Linked DNA regions of Homo sapiens: region 1 is linked to region 2. Evidence: chromatin contacts called from ENCODE Hi-C data. All regions are on one chromosome and are shown on one strand. The core of a region is the stretch at or near the end of the contact, and the rest is flanking DNA. Distances in the headings are between cores, read along the strand shown. Region 1 holds the start of E2F7 (E2F transcription factor 7). Region 2 holds the start of TMEM19 (transmembrane protein 19).

Region 1 (5,037 bases), core at 1,554-4,053, 5.4 Mb after region 2:
TTTCAAGGCTGAACCATCCAAATTGGAAAGGAAAACAAAGTTTTGCTCTAAAACTCTCAAAGCCAAAACTCTGAATATATACTTTAAGTCTGGGCATTTCCACCCTCATGACTTAGATAATTAAAAAAAAAAAAAAAAGGCCACTTTAAATAATCTTCACTTTATCTGTGGTTTCACTTTCAGTGGCCAACTGCGGTCCAAAAATATCACATGGAAAATTCCAGAAATAAACAATTCATGAGTTTTAGATTGTGTGCAGTTCTGTGTAATGAAATCTCACGTCATCCTGCTCCGTCCTGCTTCGGATGTGACTCACCCCTTTGTCCAGCGTATTTGCACGGTAGATACTACCTGCTCGAGCAGCCACTGTGTTTTCAGGCTGGCTGTCACGGTATTGCAGTGCTCATGTTCGAGTAACTCTTATTTGACTTCATAATGGCTCCAAAGCACAAGAGTAGTGATGCTGGCAATTTGGATATGCCAAAGGGAAGCCATAAAGTGCTTCTTTTAAGTGAAAAGGTGAACGTTCTTGACTTAAGGAAAGAAAATCGTACGCCAAGGTTGCTAAGATCTACTGTAAGAATTAGTCTCCTATCTGTGAAATTGTAAAGAATGAAAGAGAAATTCATGCTAGTTTTGCTGTCATACCCCAAACTGCAAAAGTTATAGCCATGGTACATAAGTACTTAGTTAAGATGGAAAAGGCACTAAATTTGGGGGTGGAAAACATAAACAGAATAAACAGAAATGTGTTCCAACTAATGGCAATCTGGTTCACTATTATCCACAGTTTCAGGTACTCACTGCAGGTCTTGGAACACATTCCCTGTGGATAAGGGGAACTACTGTATTTCTTTACCTAATAAAAATAAATCAAAATGCCGGACAAAAAAAAAATCCCTAGATGGGGGAGCATACAATTTCGCATCTATCCTAAATTAGCAATTATCAAGTATTCTTCAAAGGCTCATATGAGCCTGGGTTGCTTTGCAACCAAGGAGTTTCACTGTTGATGCTAAGCCTAAAAATAAGACCAGGAGCTCGGAGAAGTTCAATGCCCAAGTTGCTACTCACAGATTTATATTCAAAGTTTCTAAAACTTGGTTTGTTATTTCTATTTGCCTGTGCCTAAAAATGCTCAGATAGTTTAGACATTGTTATGGCCAGTTTACTTTGTAATGTTCTTGAAAACAACATCTTGGTCTTACAAATCACAAGGGGTGCAAAATGTAAGGGAATGGCTCAGTGCAAAACTAGCAACAGTATGGTAAAATATTCAGAATATACTGATGAGTTCAGCCACTTTATCTCCCTATATAGTAGGCACAGGTCTACTCTTGGGTGAATGGAACAGTCTCTGGGAGCTAGTTCATTGGTATGAAGACATTTCACAGCACTTTAATAATCCAGCATTTATGCCTGCAAAGGTCTATTTTCCTGGGAACTGAGGCTTAGCATTCCTACAGAGCACTAGCTACACCACCCTTGACAACTGTATTATAAACTTTGATTGCTGTAGCCAGCATATTTTTGACTTATATAAATTGGTTACAACATTACATGTAACCTTGCCTATTTTTCCCACTATATCTGAGAGTAGAATTCCAACAATAATGGTTTGGATGGCTCTATTTTTAAAAAAGAATGTTTCTATAATGTTTATCAATATTAATTATTATGCTTAAATACAAATACAAATGGCATGTTGGAACACTTAATTGAATTCAACATCACCATCCTTAACATATTAGAAACTAAGGTGTTTATGTTTGCTTACCTTTTGTGCATTTTCCCCATCTTCAACTGCAAAATCTAGTCTGGGCTGCCTGGGGCTGATCAGGTCTTTTAGTGTTAAACAATTTACCTCCATCTGTAATGCACAATTACACTAGAAAATGATTTTGCAATTAGGTATTTTTTCCTCAAACAAAAATATCTACATATGTGTTACTTGTTTGTCAATATGAAATTCCCCCTTCTCTAAGCACATCCTGGGCATTTCCAGGAGTTGTAGCCACCCTCAACTTTCTAAAACTCACGCGAACAAACTCAAACACCTAAAGTGTGCTTAGTAATACTGAAAATCTGGGAAGAAAAAAATCTACAAAAATAGTAACTCCTTATGAAAAGCTAGATGGCAAAATAAAGTTACCAAGTCGGAAGGGTGTTGGGCAAATCTGTCAGAAAAGTACAGGGTCTCCCAGGTCAGTTAATTTTGGCGCAAAGAACTGAGAGGAATTCGGCTTTGAGGGGTTTTGAATCGGGGGAAGGAAACCCGATCGCTAGACCAAACCCACTCAGCGCTGAGCGCAGCCCCTTCCCAGGCCTCCAAGCAGATCCCCCAAATAAACTTCTCCAATGAAAGCTCCAAGTTGTGGGGAAGGGCAAATCCCCTCTACTGCCGGGCCGGAGTGAGAGCTGCACCCGGCACACCCTCTGCGCACCGGGTTCCCCGGCAGAAACACCTCGAGCCCTCGCCAGCCGGGGGACGTGAGGAGTGGCAGGCTGGCAGCCGGGGCGGGAGTGGGCCCTGTATCCCAATTCCCGCCTCCCCACTGGCGCTGGGGCCGCACGCTTACCCCTGCTTTCCTAAGGAGGCTTCCTGCCTCTGCAGGGACCTCCACGGACCCAAGCCGATGAGGGAAGGTGGTGCGGCGATCAGCAGCCGGGCGGCGGCATCGGGAAGGGAGAGCGAGGCGCGCAGATCCCCGCGCCGAGTGCCCTGGGCTGGCGGGGACCCCGCGGCGTCCGGGCAGCGCCAGCGCTCAGACCGGCCGAGCGCAACTCCAGCCTGGATCGTAGTCCCCGCTAAAACACCTCCTCTGGCGCCTTGAGACCGAATTTGAGAATCCACCAATCAGCGGCGGCCGGCGGGGCGGCCCCGGCCAATCGTGCGGCGGCACGGCCCGGGCTCACCGCCCCTCGGAGTCTTGGCGCTCCGAGCCGCGCGTTTTGCCCTCACCCGCCCAATTGTTGCCGCCTCGGCCCCCTCCCCCTTCCGGGTACCTGGAAACCTCGGGCCCGGGAGCCAATTCCTGCTGGGGACGCGGGCCCCGGCGGCCGCGGGAAGCCAAGGTGGGGGCGGCGCGGGGCGGCGCGGGGCGGCGGGAGAAGGAAGAGGAGGAGGAGGGCTCTTTTGTTATGCATAGAAGACCCGCGCACGTCCCCGCGGCTTGCCGCGCCCGGGGACCCCGGGCACAGCCAGAGGACAGGAAAGCAGATGGGGTTTGGAAGAACGATCTACACCCTCTGGATGCTGCTGCCGCCATCCCCGCCCGCCCTCAGCAACCTGTGCGGAAGCGGAGTTGTCCAGACTTGCCGGGGCAAACTTCTTAACATCGCACGCTGGTGTGACACATGAACCATGGTTACCGCTCTGCTGCGAGCAGATGGCACGCCAGTTAGCCCTGGAGACAAGACTGGAAGCCAAACCAGAAGTTTTTCTAACTTTTTTTTGTTTGTTTGTTTTGTGTGTGTGGCAAATCCGGAAATGTTTTTTGGTGTTCCCTTTTCGGCAAATTGCAAATAATTAGGAGGGAAAAAGCTTTATATAAAAAAGTAGTTCTTTGCAATAGGGACTAGCATTCTGGGAGACAGTCTAGAAAATTTCCTCAACACCACTGATCTGTATTAAATGTTTCACTTCTTTCATCCTACAGTTTCTTGTTTAAAATATGAATGTTGGTAGAGATGGACTTTTTACAAAACAGACTTTATTGTTTAGAAGTTTTCAATTTACAGAAAAATTGAGATAGTACCAAGAATTCCCATATATTCAGCACCCAATTTCACCCACTATTAACATTTTGTGTTAGTATAGAATATTTTTTGAAATTAATGATCTAATATTGGTACATTCTTCTGAGCTCAAGTCATTACTTTATTCAGATTTACTTAATTTTTTCCTAATGGCCCTTTTTTCTGTTCAGGATACCACATTACCTTTAGTTCCTATGTCTCTAGGCTCCTCTTGGCTATGACAGTTTCTCATACTTTCCTCATTTTTGATACCTGGACATTTTTGAGTAGTATTGGTCAAGTATTTTGTAAGATATCCCTCAACTGAAATGTGAGACAGCCTTCTTAAAGCATCAGACATTCTTAAATGTACAGACATGTCCCTACCCCCCATCTACTTTACAGCAAAGGTATCATTTTCCTTTCTATACCAAGACTCCATTCTTCACCACTTACCCTCCAAATATTTTTATTTTATTTTATTTTTGGAGACGGAGTCTTGCACTGTCACCCAGGCTAGAGTGTAGTGGCCCAATCTCGGCTCACTGAAACCTCCACCTCCTGGGTTCAAGCGATTCTCTGCCCCAGCCTCCCGAGTAGCTGGGACTACAGCCGTGCGCCACCACGCCCAGCTAATTTTTGTATTTTTAGTAGAGATGGGGTTTTGCTGTGTTGGCCAGGTTGGTCTCGAACTCCTAACCTCAGGTGATCTGCCTGCCTGCCTTGGCCTCCCAAAGTGCTGGGATTACAGGTGTGAGACACCGTGCCCGGCCTCAAATACATATATTTTAAATGAACTCTCAGCAGAATTCAGAATGCTCAATCAAGTCCTTCACTTCGTACTCTAGATTGCTGGTAAATACGGCCTAAAAAAAAAAAAATCACTGCTAGGTCATACATTGAAAAGAGAAAAGTATGCAAAACATTAAACAAAAGAAAATAGTAATAAAAATCTGACATTTTTTATAGGAATAACATTTTGAACTGAAATCTCTTTTGTAGGTAGAAACCTAATGAGAAGTTTAAACAATAAAAAATTGCAACTTATTAAATTTTGCACATATGTGGAAGCAGAAGTTTAGATAAGGAAATACTTTTCCCAACAGTATTCATTTTCTATGGCTGTTGTAACAAATTACAACTGGCTTATAAGGACAGAGATTTAGTCTCTCACAGTTCTGGAAAGTTAAGGTATTCCCAGGGCCACACTCCCTCTGGGGCTCTTGTCCTTTTCCTCTTCCAGTTTCTGGTGGCTGTTAACAGTCCTTGACACGTGGCAGCCTCACTCCAATTTCTACC
Region 2 (5,193 bases), core at 805-3,304:
AATGAAGCAACAAAAGCAGAGATTTACTGAAAACAAAAGTACGCGCCACAGGGTGGGAACCATCTGAGCATAGGGGCTCAAGGGCCTCCTTACAGAATTTTCTAGGGTTTAAATACCCTCTAGAGGTTTCCCATTGGTTACTTGGTGTACACCTTATGTAAATGTAAATGAAGTACTAGCCCACAATCAGTCTGATTGGTTGTGAAAAACAACCAATTAGAGGCTGAAGCAAAGTTACAAAGTTACACTCCTACGCAAACGTCTGATTGGTTGCAGAAAGCTACCAAGCAGAGATACTTTCAATTTTCTATCTGCCACGCAGAAAAAAAGAGGGGTTTGCAAAGGGCGTAGCTTTGGGTCCTTTTGTTACTTAGGTATGGGAAGTTGGGGTTTTCCTTTTGATTTAGCTCTAGGAAGTCAGCATGAATCGGCCTTAGGTTCCCTGCCTCAATAGGAGACCCTATTCTCCTGCCTCAAGATCATGTTTAACCCTTGGTAACTGAAACTGCCTATTGCATATAAGAACTACTGTATTTTAATTATATTAACTCCTCTAAATTATTTTGGTCTTAAGCTAGAATAACTTTTATGGAGAAAAACATCTATAATTGGTCACTGAAAAAAATAGAAGGGAAAATATTCATCTAAAGGGTCAGTTCACTGACACTACTATTTAATATGCATTTTTTAGCCAGATCTAATAGTCATGAGAAAATCATCCCTGACATCCAGGGACTGACCTGACACAGCTACACCACAGTGTTGGGAGATAGCTTGACATTCACAACTAGGCTATGATTTTCCTATCGAACACCAACTAATCAGAGAGGGTCACTCTGTGACTGTGGTGAAGCAAGGCAAAAAAAAGAAAAAAAAAAAAAAGACCAGTTTATAATTTTGTCTAAGCAGAGACAAAAACAATGCGACTGTGCAAACCACAAAACATTAGCTTTCATTATTAATAATTTTACCCAGTAGTCTGGTAACATTGATACTGGCCAGTCAGCTTGGTGAAATAATCCAAACATTTACCTATGCAGAACAGACTAAGACAAAAATAAAGTAGGCACATAATACATTTCAGCATAAAGACCATATATGTATATTATCTAGTACAGGAAGCCCACTACTATTTAGTCCTACTTCACAGATTTGATTCTTAGTTAACTACTTAATTAGATGTCTTACCAAAGAAAATGACAAGCTGTCTTGGCATGTATTTTGAAATTTAAAATAATGTGAGCTTTTTTAAAGTAACTACTCTTGGGGCTTAAAACACAATTGCATACTGTGTCTGAAATGGATTTGGCTCCTCTTCTTACACTGTCAGCAATTAACTGAAAAAATTGATAAATATTATGTAATTATCAGTTAATTACTGTTAACCCAGGCAAACAAGTTAATTTCACATAAAACATGAAATCAGGCCGGGCGCTGTAGCTCACGCCATTAAACCCAGCACTTTGGGAGGCCGAGGTGGGTGGATCCCCTGAGGTCAAGAGTTCGAGACCAGCCGGGCCAACATGGCAAAACCCCGTCTCTACTAAAAATATAAAAATTAGCCGGGCGTGGTTGTGGCGCCTGTAATCCCAGCTACTCCGGAGGCTGGAGCAGGAGAATCGCTTAGAACCTGGGAGGCGGTGGTTGCAGTGAGCAGAGATCGTGCCACTGCACTCCAGCCTGGGCGGCAGAGAGAGACACTGTCTCGAAAAAAAAAAAAAGAAAAGAAAAGAAATCAGCCACGATTCAGATTTTTAATGCTAACAAGACGTTTTGCTTTCTAAATGCACACACCTTTAATATAAGGGGTGTGAGGACAGATATTTCCACAATCTAAGTGGTGTTATGACAATAATTACGAGAGCTCAGTAATAGAAACTATGTTTAACTTTACCTCGCTAGCAGCCAGGAGTCTAGCACATTATAGGTACTAAACAATGTTGTTTAGTACCTATAATGTGGTTTTGGAGAAGCAGTGCAAACGCAGCCGGCCAGGATGCCAGCAGTGCCTGCCCACGTGAGCTAGGCGACATCCCCCTAAGCGGCTGCGGCGCATGCCCACAGCGGGCGAGGCGCTAGAGGCGGGGGCGCCGGGAGGCGCGGGCTTTGCTCCTGGGGTCTCGGCCTTGGCCGGCTGGACCTGACCCTAGGGCGGCTTGCGCAGCTGTCGGGACGTGACTGCGTTCAGCCGCGTCGGGCGTGCTTCCCAGACTTGCCCAAGTTCGGGTGCCCTAGCTGCCCCTTTGCAGCCGCTGGCCTACCCGGCCCGCGGGTGAGAAGGTTGCGACGGGAGGTGGGTGGAACTCGCCAGCGCCGGGACCGCGGATTGGCTGCCTCGGCTTTCTCTTTTCCCCGTGGGCTCCGGCGTGAGGCGCTGAAGCGGCCGGCAGCCGGCGACCGGCCCTCACCGTCCGCCGGGTTGCGCTCTGCTTTTGCGGTGAGGCGTTGACCACGCCCATATGAATTGGAGCTCTCCGCCAGTAGGAGTTTCCGGAAGGAGTTTGAATTTTTGTGATTTTTATGCTTGTTTGGTCGGTGGAATATGTTGGGATTTATGTTTGCCTCTGAACAAGTGTCTTGCTCACATCGTAAATGACTTTCTCTCCGAAACGCTAAATATTCTTTCCCGCAGGAGCTCATATCCTTATTTTCCATGACAGATCTTAACGACAATATATGCAAAAGATATATAAAGATGATAACTAATATAGTTATACTGAGCCTGATCATTTGCATTTCGTTAGCTTTCTGGATTATATCAATGACTGCAAGCACCTATTATGGTAAGTCTGAGTGTTCTAAGTTGTTTCTCTGTAATCTAGTCAGAGGAAATTAAAACCATACCATTGTGAAATCCAAAACTCATATCCTCTGAATGGTTATGAATGGTTGTGTTTACTTAACTTCCATAGCCTGATTTAACTTACTAACATGATAGTATAAACAATGCCTTTAATAAATGCTTGTTGTGATAATTCGAGTTATACCTATTTCTTTTTTTTTTTAATTTTTATTTTGTATAAGATAGGGGTCCCTCTGTGTTGCTAGGCTGGTCTCAAACCCCTAGGCTCAAGTGATCCTCCCACCTGTGTCTCCCAAAGTGCTGGCAATACAGGCCACCACTTCTGGACTAGTTACACCTATTTCAAAATGTCTTTATATTTTATGTAACTATTCCATCTGTCTTGGTAAAAGATAAGTGAGGCGAATATAGCTTTGTAAAGCAATTACAGTGATGCTTTTAATTTTGAATAAGAATATTAGTAATGGGCCAGGCGCGGTGGCTCACGCCTGTTATCCCAGCACTTTGGGAGGCCGAGGCGGGCAAATAACCTGAGGTCGGGAGTTCAAGACCAGCCTGGCCAACACGGTGAAACCCCAGCTCTACTAAAACTAGAAAAAAGCTGTAATCCCAGCTACTTGGGAGATGGAGGCAGGAGAATCACTTGAACCCTGGAGGCGGAGGTTGCAGTGAACCAAGATTGAGCCACTGCACTCCAGCCTGGGCCACAGAGCGAGAATCCGTCTCAAAAAAAAAAAAGTAGTAATGTAGTTTATCAGTTTCACATGTTCTGTAAAAATAATAAGAATTAAAAACGGTATACTATTTACATTTGGAGAGCTGAAGGACTTATCTGCCATTTGGTTGCTTCAAAAGAATAGACTCCTTTTAAAGCCTAAAGCTACATTGCTTAAATATAAGGTACTCTGGACTCAGATCTTTAAAGTTTTAAAGGTGCTTTAGAGCATAAGCCTCCATTTACACAAACTTCCTTCTCCTATGAAAACAAAATACTGGTCAGTTTGCAACAAAGGAAAAATGAAAAGGAGAATGAGAATGCTTGTATCGTAAGGGATTGCCATTTCAGACTGTAGGCTTTTTGCAAAGAGACATGTGAATAGTTGGAAAGGGTTCTCCAGGCTACAGAAGCTCTCAGTGCAGTTCGTTCATAATGATTCACAGTGGGGCATCAGAGTTTTAGGGGAGGGGTGTAAGAAAAGATTCTTGTTAGTGACAGTATTTACTATGACTTGAACTAAATGGAATAAATCAGGATTTGTAAACTGAAATATCCCTCTGGGGCCAGTCACCTAATGCAAATGAATCTGTGTACGTTTTTGTGTATTAGACCTGTGGTAATAGTTTTCATTTCCAGAAATAGGATATTTCTCATCTTTTGTTGAATGCTTGGGCCCTCTTTGTCTTTCATTTCCCCTTTATTTTTCTGAGACGGAGTTTCGCTCTTTTTGCCCAGGCTGGAGTACAGTGGCACGATCTCAGCTCACTGCAACCTCTGCCTTCTGGTTTCTCCTGCCTCAGCCTCCCAAGTAGCTGGGATTACAGGTGCCTGCCACCATGCCTGGCTAATTTTTGTATTTGTAGTAGAGACAGGGTTTCATCATGTTGGCCAGGCTGGGTCTCGAACTCCTGACCTCAGGATCCTCCTGCCTTGGCCTCCCAAAGTGCTGGGATTACAGGCATGAGCCACTGCGCCCGGCCCATTTTCTCATTTTTGATAGAAACATAGATACAAGCAGTGGTTCACAGTTTTCTTTACCATAAGGAAATCACTTTGCCTTGGCGTTTAGGAGCCTATCAGGAGGGGTGGGAACTTTAAATGGGAAAGCCACGGCCTGTTTAAAGGAGGGCACCTCTCTTTACCTTAAGTCAATTCTGCCATGTTGGCCAGAACTTCCCAATTTTAAAACAGAAGCCAAGAATCTGGATTTTTATATGATATCTCCTAATCTTTAAATATTGACTAAAATTATTTGAAAACACTCTGCTAGCCAAACATCTGTGAGCTGGATGCAGCCTCTGGAATAATCAATTTCTAACCATTGAATGAGGTGTCTGTCCTCTGACAGGCAGAGAGGAGTAAGATCCTGTTACAAAAAGAGTTCGTTCTAGGTAGTCCTTGAAATTTAATACGTGCCCCCTTTAAAAAAAATGAACCAGAGGTTCATTTTAAATATCTAGATATCCATTATTATCATAAATAGCAGTAAAAGGTTTTCAAAACTTGGACATAACCTATTTGGCCATTCTCCAGTAAGACTGTTTCTCCGAAAATATGCATGCATGTCTCAACATAAATACAGTCATGCTCTGCCTAACAATGTTTTCGTCAATGACAGACCACACATACAACATGTTCCCATAAGATTATAATACCATATTTTTACTCTACT

The links. A loop is a pair of places that touch in the nucleus more often than their neighbours do. Pooled maps may share reads with other maps.
Region 1: a loop to region 2 is called in a map with no recorded cell type, with 7 times the contacts of the local background. The contact joins the promoter of E2F7 here to the promoter of TMEM19 in region 2. A Hi-C loop is called at or near these places in 5 of 37 single-sample maps with no recorded cell type and 4 of 50 pooled maps.

What each region holds. Positions count from the first base shown.
Region 1 is chr12:77,062,766-77,067,802 of GRCh38, forward strand. It overlaps E2F7 (E2F transcription factor 7), which reads right to left and starts at 2,804. Exons shown (of 13, transcript NM_203394.3): 1 at 2,580-2,804; 2 at 1,778-1,870. The coding sequence starts at 1,870. RefSeq lists enhancers at 113-172, 203-352, 2,752-3,458, 3,194-3,423 and silencers at 2,644-2,693, 2,714-3,143.
Region 2 is chr12:71,684,028-71,689,220 of GRCh38, forward strand. TMEM19 (transmembrane protein 19) reads left to right here and starts at 2,055. Exons shown (of 6, transcript NM_018279.4): 1 at 2,055-2,783. The coding sequence starts at 2,654. LOC124902965 (a long non-coding RNA gene) reads right to left here and starts at 2,037. Exons shown (of 2, transcript XR_007063367.1): 1 at 1,895-2,037. RefSeq lists silencers at 2,327-2,396, 2,387-2,602 and an enhancer at 3,951-4,020.